Regions from separate parts of the Homo sapiens genome. Here region 1 is linked to region 2. The links are chromatin contacts, found by Hi-C or POLR2A ChIA-PET in ENCODE. All regions are on one chromosome and are shown on one strand. Each heading gives the region's core, a stretch centred on a gene start or an enhancer-like site at or near the end of the contact. The rest is flanking DNA. Distances are from core to core; before and after follow the strand shown. Region 1 has its middle 15 kb from the start of LINC00690. Region 2 overlaps BTD (biotinidase).

Region 1 (6,244 bases), core at 2,289-4,788, 920 kb before region 2:
CTGCATTAGTCAGCTGTTGCTGTGCAAAAACCTCCTCAAGACTCGGCAGGGTAAAGCAATGATCATTTATAACTGCTCTCATGTCTGCAGGTCAGCTGCTTTTTGGCTGACATAGGCAGGGCTCAGCTGGGCTGGCTCTGCAGCGTGTGTCTCTCATTCTCCTCGTGTGGCAAACAATGGCAGATGGCAATGGCAAATGTGGAAAGCCTTTAAGGCAGAAATCTCATAACTGGCTCCCTGTCACTCCCATTCATCTCCGTCTTTCAGCCAAAGCAAATTACATGGCCAAACCCCAAATCCAGGGGTGGGGAAATATATTCTGCTTTTTCTTAGGAGCAAAGTCACATGGTGGTCAGTGCAGAACCGGTTGAATAACACAACCATTCATCAGCCCTGAAGAAACTCATCGCCTATCTGCTTCCTCAAGACTCCCCTTATCAGGGTACCTGCTCTCCTCCAAAACTTTCTCTTTCCCAAACTGTATCAAACAGTCCACTCACACTAGCTACCCTGCTTCCTTTGGCACCCTCTTTCCACTAGATAACCTGTTCTCTCAGCATTTCTATTTTCATTTGCATCTCCACCGTTTGCCCCATTACCCTAGCAGCTCACAGCGGATCCTGACGGAACAGGCAAAACCCAGAAGTTGGGTGGGTAGGCAATTTTTGAAAGCTTCCACGTTCCTGATTCCTCCTTGCCATAGTCCATTACTAGCGAATGACATGTTTGGGGCCTTGCATGTTTGCAGAACCAAATCAGTTGTGGAGGAAATATGTAAATATCTCCATGGGTGTGTGATTGTACCGTACCTCACCTTAGCAAAGCTTAAATGTCATTTCCAAACTTGGCTAGGTTTCCCTGCGTTATATGTCATCGAGAGCCACTATAACTAAATATTTGTGGGAGTCCTAGCTGACTGCCTGCTTTGTTTCTCCCACTAAAGTGTAAGCTCTTCATGAACAGAGTGTGTCTGTATGATTCACCAGCTGTGTCTCTATCTTTACCCCACAGCCAATCCACAAATGAATGCCATCAGCCTTGCCCCCCATCATATCCCAACCATCCGTGTTTGGCTACTCCATTGCTAGCCCAACCTTGCATCTCATGCCTGTGTTATTTCACAGCCTTCTAGGCTGATACTCCCGCTGCTGCTGTGCCTGGCTGCAGCCTATTCTCCACATCATGAAGAGGAAACTTTGAAAAATGGATAAAATTGATAGCAAATTGTGTTTCTCCTGCACTCAGAATCCTCCTCTGGCTCCTCACTCTAATCTCTGGCTTCAGTAGTTGATGGCAAATATTTAAAAGTCAGCCTGCAGGAAGGACCCTGATTTACTGAGTTTTTCAATGTTGGTGGTGTAAATACTCATCATGGCCAATTTCAAGCCGCCTTCTTTCCTTCCCTCCCTCCCTCCTCCCCTTCTCCCCTCCTTCTTTCCTTCCTTCCTTTCCTCCCTCCCTCATTCCTTCTGTCCTTCCCCCCTTCCCTTCCTTTCCTTCTTCCTTCTTTCCCTTCTTCCTTCCTTCCTTCCCTCCTTCCCTCTTTCCCTCCTTTCTTCCCTATTCTCTACCTCCTACTCTAGAATTGACATTCCATGACAGGCAATCCATGTCTGTCTTAGTCATTGCTTAGACGTACCTGGCACATAATGGAGGCTCAGTACGTATTTCTTGAACAAATAGTTGACTAAATGAATAGATGATCCTTTCTTAATTCTGTACCAGGATTTAAGAATTATTCAAAGTAGATGTCATTGTTTTACAATAACCAAGTACTGCTCAGCACTTTCAAGTTCACAAAGCACGCCTCATGCATCATCTCTATGATCTGTACCCAGGTGCCATCCTGAGAAGCTGGGAAAGGCTTTTCTCTTCCTCCCCACTTTATAAATGAGGAAACAAAGACTCAGAGAGGTGGAGGTTCCCCCTCAAGGCCACACAGCAAGTGTGTATGCACAGGTCTGACTCTCAGTCTGGCACTCTTCTCAATGGTGTCCAGTAACTGTTTAGCTCTTGAGGGGATCTCATCAGAGAAGCCTGGAGGCTTCAGGGAAAGCCGTTCCAAGGAAGAGGAGAGAAAGACATGGTGGCGAGGAAGGAGGATTGACAACCAGGGAAGGCCTTACCTAGGCCTCCACCAGGCTGAGCTTCTGGCCTCAGGCCAGTAACATAATGATTCAGGTCCCCACTCCTGATTCTGCCACTAGATTCCCACTATCCTCCCCCAAGACATGGAGCATTGAGCCCCCCTTCCCCACAGATAGAGTACCCTGGATAGAGTGGGCTCCACACCTAGCACCCACCTTCTTGCAAGACTATAGCAATGAACAGCAGAGAGCGCAAGCTGGAGACCCACAAGCTGAACTCAGTCCTCGGGGATGATTTCTTTAGCCCCTGTAGAGTTCAAAAACTTGGGCCAACATTTACAAGCAGGAGATCCCAAGTGGTTACTTTCTTTAGGCAAACAGGAAAATCTTGCCACACCTCCTGGCCATTCTGGGCTGACACCAGTCATCCACCTGAGACCAGACAAGTGTTGTCCAGTTCAACGCAGCCCCAGTTTCCTATCCCCTCTCCAACCTTGAGGGCAGCCATCGACTGCAGTTCATTTCCATGCTAGTGCTGGAAGTTTTACTGGCGTCGAAAAACATGGCTCTGAAACCCAAGCTTATACCAAAAGGAGAAAAACAATATATGTAGGGCCTCATGATTTTATTACATCATGACTGACATAACCCTGAGTTTAAGAGCCTTGGGCTATGTCTCCATTTCAAATATACCTTTTCTTTCCCCTTTCTTTCTTTCTTTTTCTTTCTTTCTTCTTCCTTCCTTTCTTTCTCTTTCTTCTTTCTCTTTCTTTTCTTTCTCTTTTTCCTTCCTTCTTCCTTCCCTCTTTTTCTTCCTTTGTTTCCTTGCTCCCTTCCTTCTTTTCCTTCCTCACTCCCTCTCTTTCCTTCTCTCTCTTCCTTTTCTTTATTTCTTTTTTCTCTTTCTCTTTTTTCTTTCTTTCTCATCTTTCTTTCTCCTCTTTCTTCTCTTTCTTTCTTTCTTGACAGAGTCTCTCTGTTACCCAGATATGGAGTATGATACAGGCTCACACACCACACCCAGCTAATTTTTTAATTTTTATTTTGTAGAAATGGGGTCTTGCCATCTTGCCCAGGCTGGTCTCAAACTTCTGGCCTCAAGTGATCCTCCTGCCTCAGCCTCCCAAAGTGTTGGGATTGCAGACATGAGCCACCTCGCCCAGCCAAGTACACCTTTTCTTTGTCCTGTGAACAGTCTCACAAAGAAGGCATCCAGAAGCCTCCTTTAGGTGAGGATCCTTGAGTTCAGAGGCGTGGAGGGACTTGCCCAAGGTTAAATAACTAGACATAGACACAGTACGTGACGATAACATCTCATCCAGCACAGGCATCTGCATAAACTGCATTCCCAGCCACACACCACCAGTGTGTTCACCATGACAGGGTGTGCGACCTGATGCAATAGCCCTTGTGTAATCTGACACATCCCCATTAGGTGGCACCATAAACCAACAAAGCTTTCCAGGACAATGCCTTTGCGGAAATTGGTTTTCTTGCATTATTAGGGATTTTAAGGCAGAATTGTTTTTCCCCTCTTTCTCTCTTAAAAAAAAAAAAAAGTCTTTCAATATACAATGTAGCATGGCTTTCGTGCCAGGCATAAAATGAAATTTGCCTTAATCCATTGCCTAGGGAGAAAGTGTGTGTGTGTCACAACTGACATCTGTTAAATGTTAAATGAAGTAAGCAAGCAATAAGAAGGTCTGAAATACATTCTTTGTTCAAGAAGTCGTGCAGACACTGATCAGCTGCTCTGTACAACTGGGAATAAAACAAGCACCTTTTTCTCCCCCCAACAAGCGCCACTGAAAGCCCCCAAGGAGGGCAAAAGCAGAGGATGGGTGGACTTGCGTGCCGTGAGGTTAACACTTCTGTTTCAAGTTCAAGCAAATTGGCTTGGCACAGCAGGAATGACCACACTGCCAGCTCCATTGTACCTGCTTCCTCCCCAGGGCTGAACAGGAGCCCAGGCTTGTCTGTCCTTTCCTGCTATTTCTTTTGCAAAGTGTAAGAAGGTGTGAGGCTTCATCCAAATTACCTGATCAGTTTTGACCATCAGCATGTTATTATGGTGGATCTATTCTTAAAATATATTTGTTCTTTTGTTTTCCTCACTAGCAAGGAATTTTGAACCAGTCACTCCAAAGTTAGCCCTTGCAATTTATTAGTCAAGCTTCGTTATTAACATTATTAACAAGAGAATGAGAACAGATGTAATTCCAATATGCAGCTGGAATATCAGCTAAAAATGTGCTCCTTATAAAGATATACAGGATTATCAAATGAGAAAGAGAAGCTTTGCCTATGCAACCAATTATAATTGTGGGATGGTGTATTTTGGGTATTGGAATTTTTTGATAAACATAAGGATAGGCAGAAAGCCCTTCGGTTTCAATCCTTTGTTTCATCCTTTCCCTCATTCCTAGAAATAGGTTAGGTATCTATGGCAGTAACAGTGAGTGCTTCCCAAAGAGCCACACACGTTTTCAAGCCTCCCCTGCGGTTGAGTTGAGCCATATGGATGAGTTCTGGTAAATGGGAAAATATTTACTTGTATTTTCTTTGAGTTCTATTGTAGTTTTATTTTTGTATTTAATCCCTGTGGAATTTATTTTAGTATATTAGTTTCAAGCCGGTTGTTCCCAGACTATTTAATTAATCTTTCCTTTTCCTACCAATTGCACATACCAATCAGTATATGATAAATTCTGATTTCTGGTTCAGTAATCAATTTTCTCATTCCTATGTTGGTATCAAATTCCCAAATTAGAGTAATTTTGAAATATATCTTACTATCTAGTAACAGCTATCCCCTTTAATTTTTTAAATGGGGTCTCACTATGTTGCCCAGGCTGGTCTTAAACTTCTGGGCTCAAGCAATCCTTCTGTCTCAGTTCAGCCTCCAGAGTAACTAGAAATACAGTCCCGTAACCACCACACCTGGCTCCTTTTAAAAAAAATTATTTTAGTTACTTTCACATATTTATTCTTTGAGTAGAATTTAAAAATCAGTTTGTCAAGTTAAAAAATTAAAGATGGATTAAATTCACAGATTGATTTGGAAATAATTGACATTATGTCGGCCCCGAGCCTTCTCATTCAGGTGCGTGATGTTTCCCTGCATTTCAAGTCTTCTTCCATGTCCTTAGGTCGTTTTGTTTTTCTTCTGTGTTTGATCCTGAGTATTTGATTTTGGTTGCTTTTGTAAATGGGATATTTTTCCCATTTCTCATCATTTTTTTCTAATTTATTATGGCTGAATATTATTCCACTGTATGTATATATCACAATTAATTTATCCATTCATCCATCAATGGACATGTGGTTTGCTTCCACCTTTTGGCTACTGTGCTGCCATGAACATGTGTATACATGTACTTGTGTCCCTGTTTTCAATTCTTTTGGGTACAGACACCTAGGAGTGGAATTGCTGGGTCCTGTGGTGATGCTGTGTTGAGTCATTTGAGGAACCGCCAACTGTTTCCCACAGTGGCTGAACCGTATTACATTCCCACCAGCAATATACAAATTCCAGTTTCTCCACATCCTCACCCATACTCGCTATTTTCTGTTTTCTTTTTTTTTAAAATTATTCCCATCCTAATGAGTGTGCAGCGGTGCCTCATTTTTATTTGCATTCCCCTAATGATGAATGATACTGAGTGTGTTTTCATGTGTTTGTGGGCCATGGTCTGTCTTCTTTGGAGAAATATCTATTCAAGTCCTTTTTTCATTGTTTAAGGGATGGTTTGCCTTTTTGTTGTTAGTTTCCTAACTTTTTGACAGGAGAAAGGTTAACTGAAAGTTGCTGTGTTACATAGGATGCTTTCAAAAGCAACAACTAGAAGATGCAACACAAAATGTCTTAAATGATAAAAAAATGTTAAATGTTTGAGTGATCAGTTATGGTTCTAGCATTCTCCACATATCAATTCATTTAATTCTAAAACGAATACTACAGGGTAGGTATACAAATCAGAAATATGAGGCACAGAGAAGTCCAAAGTCACACAACTGGTAAGTGGTAAAGTTAGAATTTGAACCTAGGAAGTCTGACTCCATAGTCTCATCTCTGAGTGACTAGGTACTAAGTTTGTAGGGAGGCAGTACTGGCATTGATTGGTTTAGCAGCTCAACCTAATATAGGAGTCTAGATT
Region 2 (6,102 bases), core at 2,013-4,512:
TTCCTCAGAATGAGAAGTATTCTCCCACCCCAACCCGGTTCCATCTCAAACTGTTATTTCTTTCCCCAGGGAAATGTACCATCCAAACACCAAACCCCAGGATTTGTTGCCATTCATCTGGGACACTGTAAACAATGTTTTAAGATAAGAACAAGGAGTCTTTGAGTGAGCAGTCATGAGTTTTTGAGTAGAAACAAAAGTATAATTGATAAGCTTTCTTATCTGAATTTTGCCTCTAAAGACAAGCAAGGAATAATTTAAAATGTCTCAGAAACCCATTTTTCCATTCCATCTCTGGTTTCACAATGATAACAGAGAGTGATTTTGGGGGCAAACTTTCATCTTCAAAGTCATACTGACAATATTTCTGAAGTATAACGCAAAGGCCTCACTAAGAGGTATGGAAACTGAGGCCAGGAGAGGAGGGTATGAACCAGTCCCCAGTGGGGGCAAGTGAGGAGTGCCTGGGGCCAAGAGTGGCATTCACATTACATCTCTTTCTCAACTGAGAGCTGGGTACCACCGATGTCGGGGTACAGAACATTTGTTTATGTCTAAAGGACTTGCAATCCAGCAAAACAAGGAAACCGCAAAATCCGCAAGGTATCACATTTCTTTCTATCTGGAGAAGATAAAATTTATTTTACAAAAGGAGCCCGGTAGGAGAGCTCTAAGTGGCAATCATTTGTGTGTGAACAAAGGTAGGTCGATAATAAGAGGTTATGCAGATTCAACCAGGTATTCATGCTTGAAAGAACCAAGCTTAATGAGGTAGAAGAGAATGAGTAATTACAATAAAAATAGGTCTAGTCAGCCGGCCCTCAGTATCCATTGTTTCTGCATCCATGGATTCCACCAACCTTGGATTGAAATTACTGGGGTGGGAGGGGGAGGAGGGAGCCCAATAAAAATAATAGCACAACAATAAAAAATAATAGCAATTTAAAAAATACAGTATAACAATTATTTATATAGCATTTAGTTTGTATTAGGTAGTGTAAGGGATCTAGAGATGATTTAAAGTGTACAGGAGGAAGTGTTTAGGTTACATGTAAATTCTACACCATTTGATATAAGGGACTTGAGCATCTGAGGGTTTCGGTATCCACGGGGTCCTGGAACCAGTCCCAACAGATACTGAGGGACAACTGTACATCAATTTGCCCTTCCCAAAGAAACATTTTACCCAAATTAGCAAATGCTGCTTTTCTCTCTTTGGCATCACACATACCTTCTCAGGAAAAAGTAAATAGGGCCTGTGGCAAGGACTCTGAAGGGTTCAGCAGGCAGCAGCGGGAGGTGCTCAGTTGTAAAGTGGCAGGACTAGAGGTAGGGCTGGAGGGGCCCAGGCATCCCCCAGAAGCCTTCCAGCAGCTACCAGGTGCTGGCCCGTGAGGTTATGCACGGGACGACTGGGGTGCGGGGCCTTCCTGGGAACAAGGGGCCCTGGAAGTCATGGGGTTCTTGGAAATACAGCAGCTGACCCATCTTTAGAGCTGGTCAGGACCTGGACCATAAAGAAAATGGTAACTAGAGGTGTGACAAGGTGGCAATGTACTTGCTTTCATTGAAGGGCATCTGACATAGGAGAGTAAACTGCAGGAAGGGTCCAGTGTGAAAGCACAATTGAGGCAACCATGTGCACGCCCTCTGAGATGAGGGCCTTGGCTCGTGGGGTGTACTGAACCCCACTTCCAGGGAACAGCAGAACCAGGAAGGTGCTGGCTTCAGACAGCCATGCAATTCCCAACTGTGGGCCAGCCCCAGGGGTTAGGTGTCAGGGGTCCAACAGTGGACAAGACAGACCCTTCCTCGTGGGGCTCGTGCTCTGGATAACTGTGTGAGATGGTGATTAAGCACAAAGGAGAAATGAGGCAGTGAAGGTGGTAAGGTGAGGCGAGGGGGACAATTTTAAGCAGTGTGGTCAAGGAAGACCTCGATGAGAGGGTGATGTTTGGACCGAGGCCTGAAGGGGGTTCGGGAGGAAATCACGTGGGTCTGCGAGGTGAGAGCACGGCAGGCAGAGAGCCTGAGGCAGGAGCATGCCTCACGGGCGGGTGCAAGAAACAGCAAGGACAGCAGGGGGCTGGAGCCAAGGGGACAAGGAGAAAGTGGCAGCAAAAGGAATCACAGAGAGAGAAATGACAGGGACCTGCTTAGTGGTCTCCTAACATCCCCCTGCATTTGTCCTCATCCTCTTCCATTCTGGACTCATAAGAGCAGCCAGTGAGATCCAGAGAAAGCCTGAGTCTACCAAGGTGCACCTCTGAAACTCTTCCAGTGACTCCCCAGTTCACGTAGCGCAGAAGTCAAAGTCCTTACAATAAGCCAATAGAAAGCATCTGGGAGACAGGAAACACTTGGCAGGTGGGGAGAGATGCAGAGTGGCATCTTGAAGTAAGCATCCTGATCTTGGACGGCCCTACAGAAGCTCTGCTTCTGATTTCATAAGGAAAACATTCCCCCAACACCAGTCCTGATCAGGAAGGTTCTTTCCATCTAATAGGAAAAATCAGTCTCAATTACATGGAAATCTATTTCATGTAAATTTGGTAATATGTCAATCACTAGATATTTTTACACACAAGGGATTTTTCCCCACCTTGCTAAATGATTCATCTTAATAATTAGCTGTGTTTCCTTCCTAGCCATGCTATTACAATAGTGTCTTCTGAAATAAAATGAGAGGGATTATTATTAAGGCATTCTTAATAATTTCAGAGGCAGATACATACATTAAAAAATCTTTAAAAGATAAATAAAACATCTTTTTAATAAAATATCTTGTCATTCTTTACTTGTCAGGGAGAATAGCAATCCTATGATTAGGAAAGGAGGCAGGAAAAGTTGGCAGAGGAGATGTCACATCCTGTGGAACAAAGCCTGAGGGAACTGCTAAGTCATTAGGAACCGGCATAGTATACATTTCTATGTGTAGTGACTGAATGCCAAGAAAAACATTGGGAAGTTCCAACAGTCTTTAAATTATTCTCATGAATTTCGTGACTTCATTGTCTAAATTCTTTTACATAAACAGGAGAAATAATGTCTATCTTCACCTAATTTATATGATCTGAATTTAAAGAAATCACAAAAATGATCTTTTATTTCCCAGAAAGTCTTCTCTTGCCTCTTGTTATCTGATTGTCACATCTGAGTGTGCTGGTCATGAGCTTGTCCGTGACCGGCCCCTGGAACAAGAAGCTCCACAATGGTTCTCGCGTGGGCAGCTTTGTTTAAACCCACCCACTACCAAGACGTTTGATGTCTCATTCGGAAAGTTCAAGGGTAAACACTTGTGAGTGACAGCTGATGATTTAAGCCTGAACTCACCAGCAACTGTGAATAAGTTATCAAGCTAATATGTCCTCTGAGTTGAGGTGGTAAATTGTAATTTCACTTTCAAAAAAAATTCCAGCTATTATTTTAAAAAAAGAGAATGATATACAGAAGTGTAACTGTGCACTGTGCCTTTGATTAGCCAGTTTCTGCTCCATTGGCTAGAATAATTTATCCTAGGAAACCAAATGTGCAATCAAAGGATCTTGACATTTCAACTGAAACACGTTATATCTTTCTTTTCCTCAAATGAGAAACTGCCTTCACAGTTTAAGTCAAATAAAACTTCTTCCTGAAATGCCCAGGTATTTAATGTAAGAAGGCTTTTTTGCACATGGAATTTGAATAACAGTCTGTCTTTCACTTTCTATAGACAGAAGGAACCCCGGCTGAGACTGATTCTCAGACAGTTGCTACTGCCACTCCGTGGACAAACTGAGTATCATTAACCCAAGTGGCTACGCATGTGACCTTAGGTATCGCAATAGCAGAGCCATTCTTAAGCAGTAAATGGATGGCTTTTCCCCCCTTTCCTTCTCCATTTCTAATACTTCATCTATCTCTTTTACAGTTAAACAAGACCCAGAAAGCATCTGACTTTCAAGATTTGAGTTTCATGAAAGCTGTTTTTTACTCACCACACTCCCACGATGGCATCTTTTTGAATTTGTTGCAATTTCATACAATATGACTGGATGTAAAAAGTGACGCTGCCCATTCCCCCTGTGACACACAGCGTCTGCGTGGGGAAATCTGTCTGAATTAAGGGATCTACAATCAATGCCACATTGCATTTTACATGCAATATAAACCGTTTGAATATCCATTATTATTATTTTTTTATCTTCCTGCCACACAAAGCAGAGAAAGCAGATGGTAAAAATTCCATCTTCATGGTGAGGGAAAACTCCAGGACTGGTTAGTAATGATAATGAGACTGGGAGCCAGGTCTCCTGGCTTCTGGTCCAGCCTGCCTAGTGCATGTTGAAGAACCAGGGCAATTTAGTGGTCAAGCTTTAATGACCACTGCGGAGGTGAAACCCTGTCTGTACTAAAAATACAAAAAGTTTGCCGGGCATGGTGGCACGTGTCTGTAATCCCAGCTACTCCGGGAGGCTGAGGCAGGAGAATCGCTTGAACTCGGGCGGCGGAGGTTGCAGTGAGCCCAAATCGCACCATTGCACTCCAGCCTGGGTGACAGAGTGAGATTCCATCTCAAAACAAAACAAAACAACCACCGTGGAGTCTTCAATACGCTGCAGGGGAAATAAGCAGAAATTTCAAGGTAGCTCTCCCAAGGGAGATTCTGGGTGATCAGACCAGAGCAGAGGGTCTCAAATGTAAGCACGCCATCAGAGTCACCTGAAGGCTTGAACACACAGATCTCTGGAGCCCATGCCTGGAAGTTTTGATTGAGTAGGTATGGAATAGGGTCTGAGAATCTGCATTTTATGGCAAATTCCAAGGTGATGCTGATGCTCCTGGTCTGAGTCACACTTGGAGAACCAATTGAGTAGAAGATAGAGGAATGTATATCCTATATTCTGACTCCTATTGTTCCCTTATGTCAAAGAAAGTTATGAGTCAGAAACATCATCTTCATTTCTCAGGTGCCTCTCCAATAGGGCTGATGGAATCTGGGCAGATTTCAAAGTATTTCTACCATATTTAATGAAAATAAGCAGCAAAGAAAGCATTAAACACTCAAACTAGAAGGAAAAATCTCCCCTAAACAATTTGATGCAGGTCAGTTAAAGGACTCAGTGCTTGTCTTAGCTATGGCAGGAATACCATTGAAGAACCAGGTTGTTATTGGTTTTTACTTAAATAAAATTCCTGATTTAAAAAAAGGTGGGGGGCAATATGGTAGACTAGATAATCTGAAAAATGTTTCAACCATATCCTGCAAAAATGAAACAGATTATTTTTAAATGCATATTTGAGTTTGCAGGAAAGTTAAAGGAAATCTTCGGTGGTCGAAAATGAACTGTGAAAAAGTCTTAAACTATTGATTGGAGACCTTGACCAGGCAGCAAGGAAAATACACACACATAAAGCTTTTCCACTGTCAGTCAGTCCTGGGACACATGAATGGTGGGGGCACTTCTAGCTACTCTGTTCTTCTGGAATGCTTATGGCTTCCAAAAACCATCGTCAAATTCTCTGAAATGAGTTTCAATGAGTGTCAGCAAGGTATTGCTTTTAAAAGCCTTTGGGAAATTTCTTACCCATTTCCTTCTTGGACTACCTTAAAGAACACCTTCTAGATAATGTGGACCTGAGGGCTTGACATCCAGAAGAAAAAGAACCAGTGCATGGAAAATGTGATGTCCTAGAACTACGTGTCAAAATTTTCAGGGAAGATGTGCTCAGAAATGTGGGCCATGTAATGGCTTTGTGATTATTAAATGTATGATGGACACAATATTGCTGATTGTATAGTGCACACAACATCTCTAGATGTATGGTGGATGCAACATAACTGTATGATGGATACAACCTCTCTAAGCCTGTGGTGGATACAGAATCTCTAAGCTTGTGGTGGATGTAACCTCTCTAAGCATGTGGTGGATACAATGTCACTACATCAAGTCCCATTACCCTTGTGCTCATCTCTGCCAGTACTCAGGAGTGAAAAATGCAGATGGAGATGCTCAGGATGCAAAGAGTGGAGAACAATGTGGTGGGTAATAGGGCCAAGGAACCCTGTTCCCCAAATCAAAAGAATAACCCTTGGGGCTGGGCATGGTGGCTCATGCCTGT

The links. A loop is a pair of places that touch in the nucleus more often than their neighbours do. ChIA-PET counts read pairs that join two places held with the same protein, here RNA polymerase II (POLR2A). Pooled maps may share reads with other maps.
Region 1: a map of naive thymus-derived CD4-positive, alpha-beta T cell shows a loop between it and region 2 (17-fold over the local background). The contact joins two enhancer-like sites. A Hi-C loop is called at or near these places in 4 of 168 maps with a recorded cell type or tissue (CD4-positive, alpha-beta T cell, CD8-positive, alpha-beta T cell, K562 and 1 more) and 11 of 50 pooled maps. POLR2A ChIA-PET finds 5 or more read pairs at or near these places in 1 of 52 experiments (activated CD8-positive, alpha-beta memory T cell).

The regions. Positions count from the first base shown.
Region 1 is chr3:16,548,230-16,554,473 of GRCh38, reverse strand. No RefSeq gene overlaps it. Among named protein-coding and RNA genes, the nearest start is that of LINC00690, 15 kb to the right of the region's middle. Within about 2 kb of position 3,538, at least 3 of the 41 ENCODE cell types and tissues checked have a DNase peak (open chromatin) inside an H3K27ac peak, as active enhancers do.
Region 2 is chr3:15,627,996-15,634,097 of GRCh38, reverse strand. The region is part of intron 1 of BTD (biotinidase); the gene reads right to left. Among named protein-coding and RNA genes, the nearest start is that of BTD, 29 kb to the right of the region's middle. Within about 2 kb of position 3,262, at least 12 of the 41 ENCODE cell types and tissues checked have a DNase peak (open chromatin) inside an H3K27ac peak, as active enhancers do.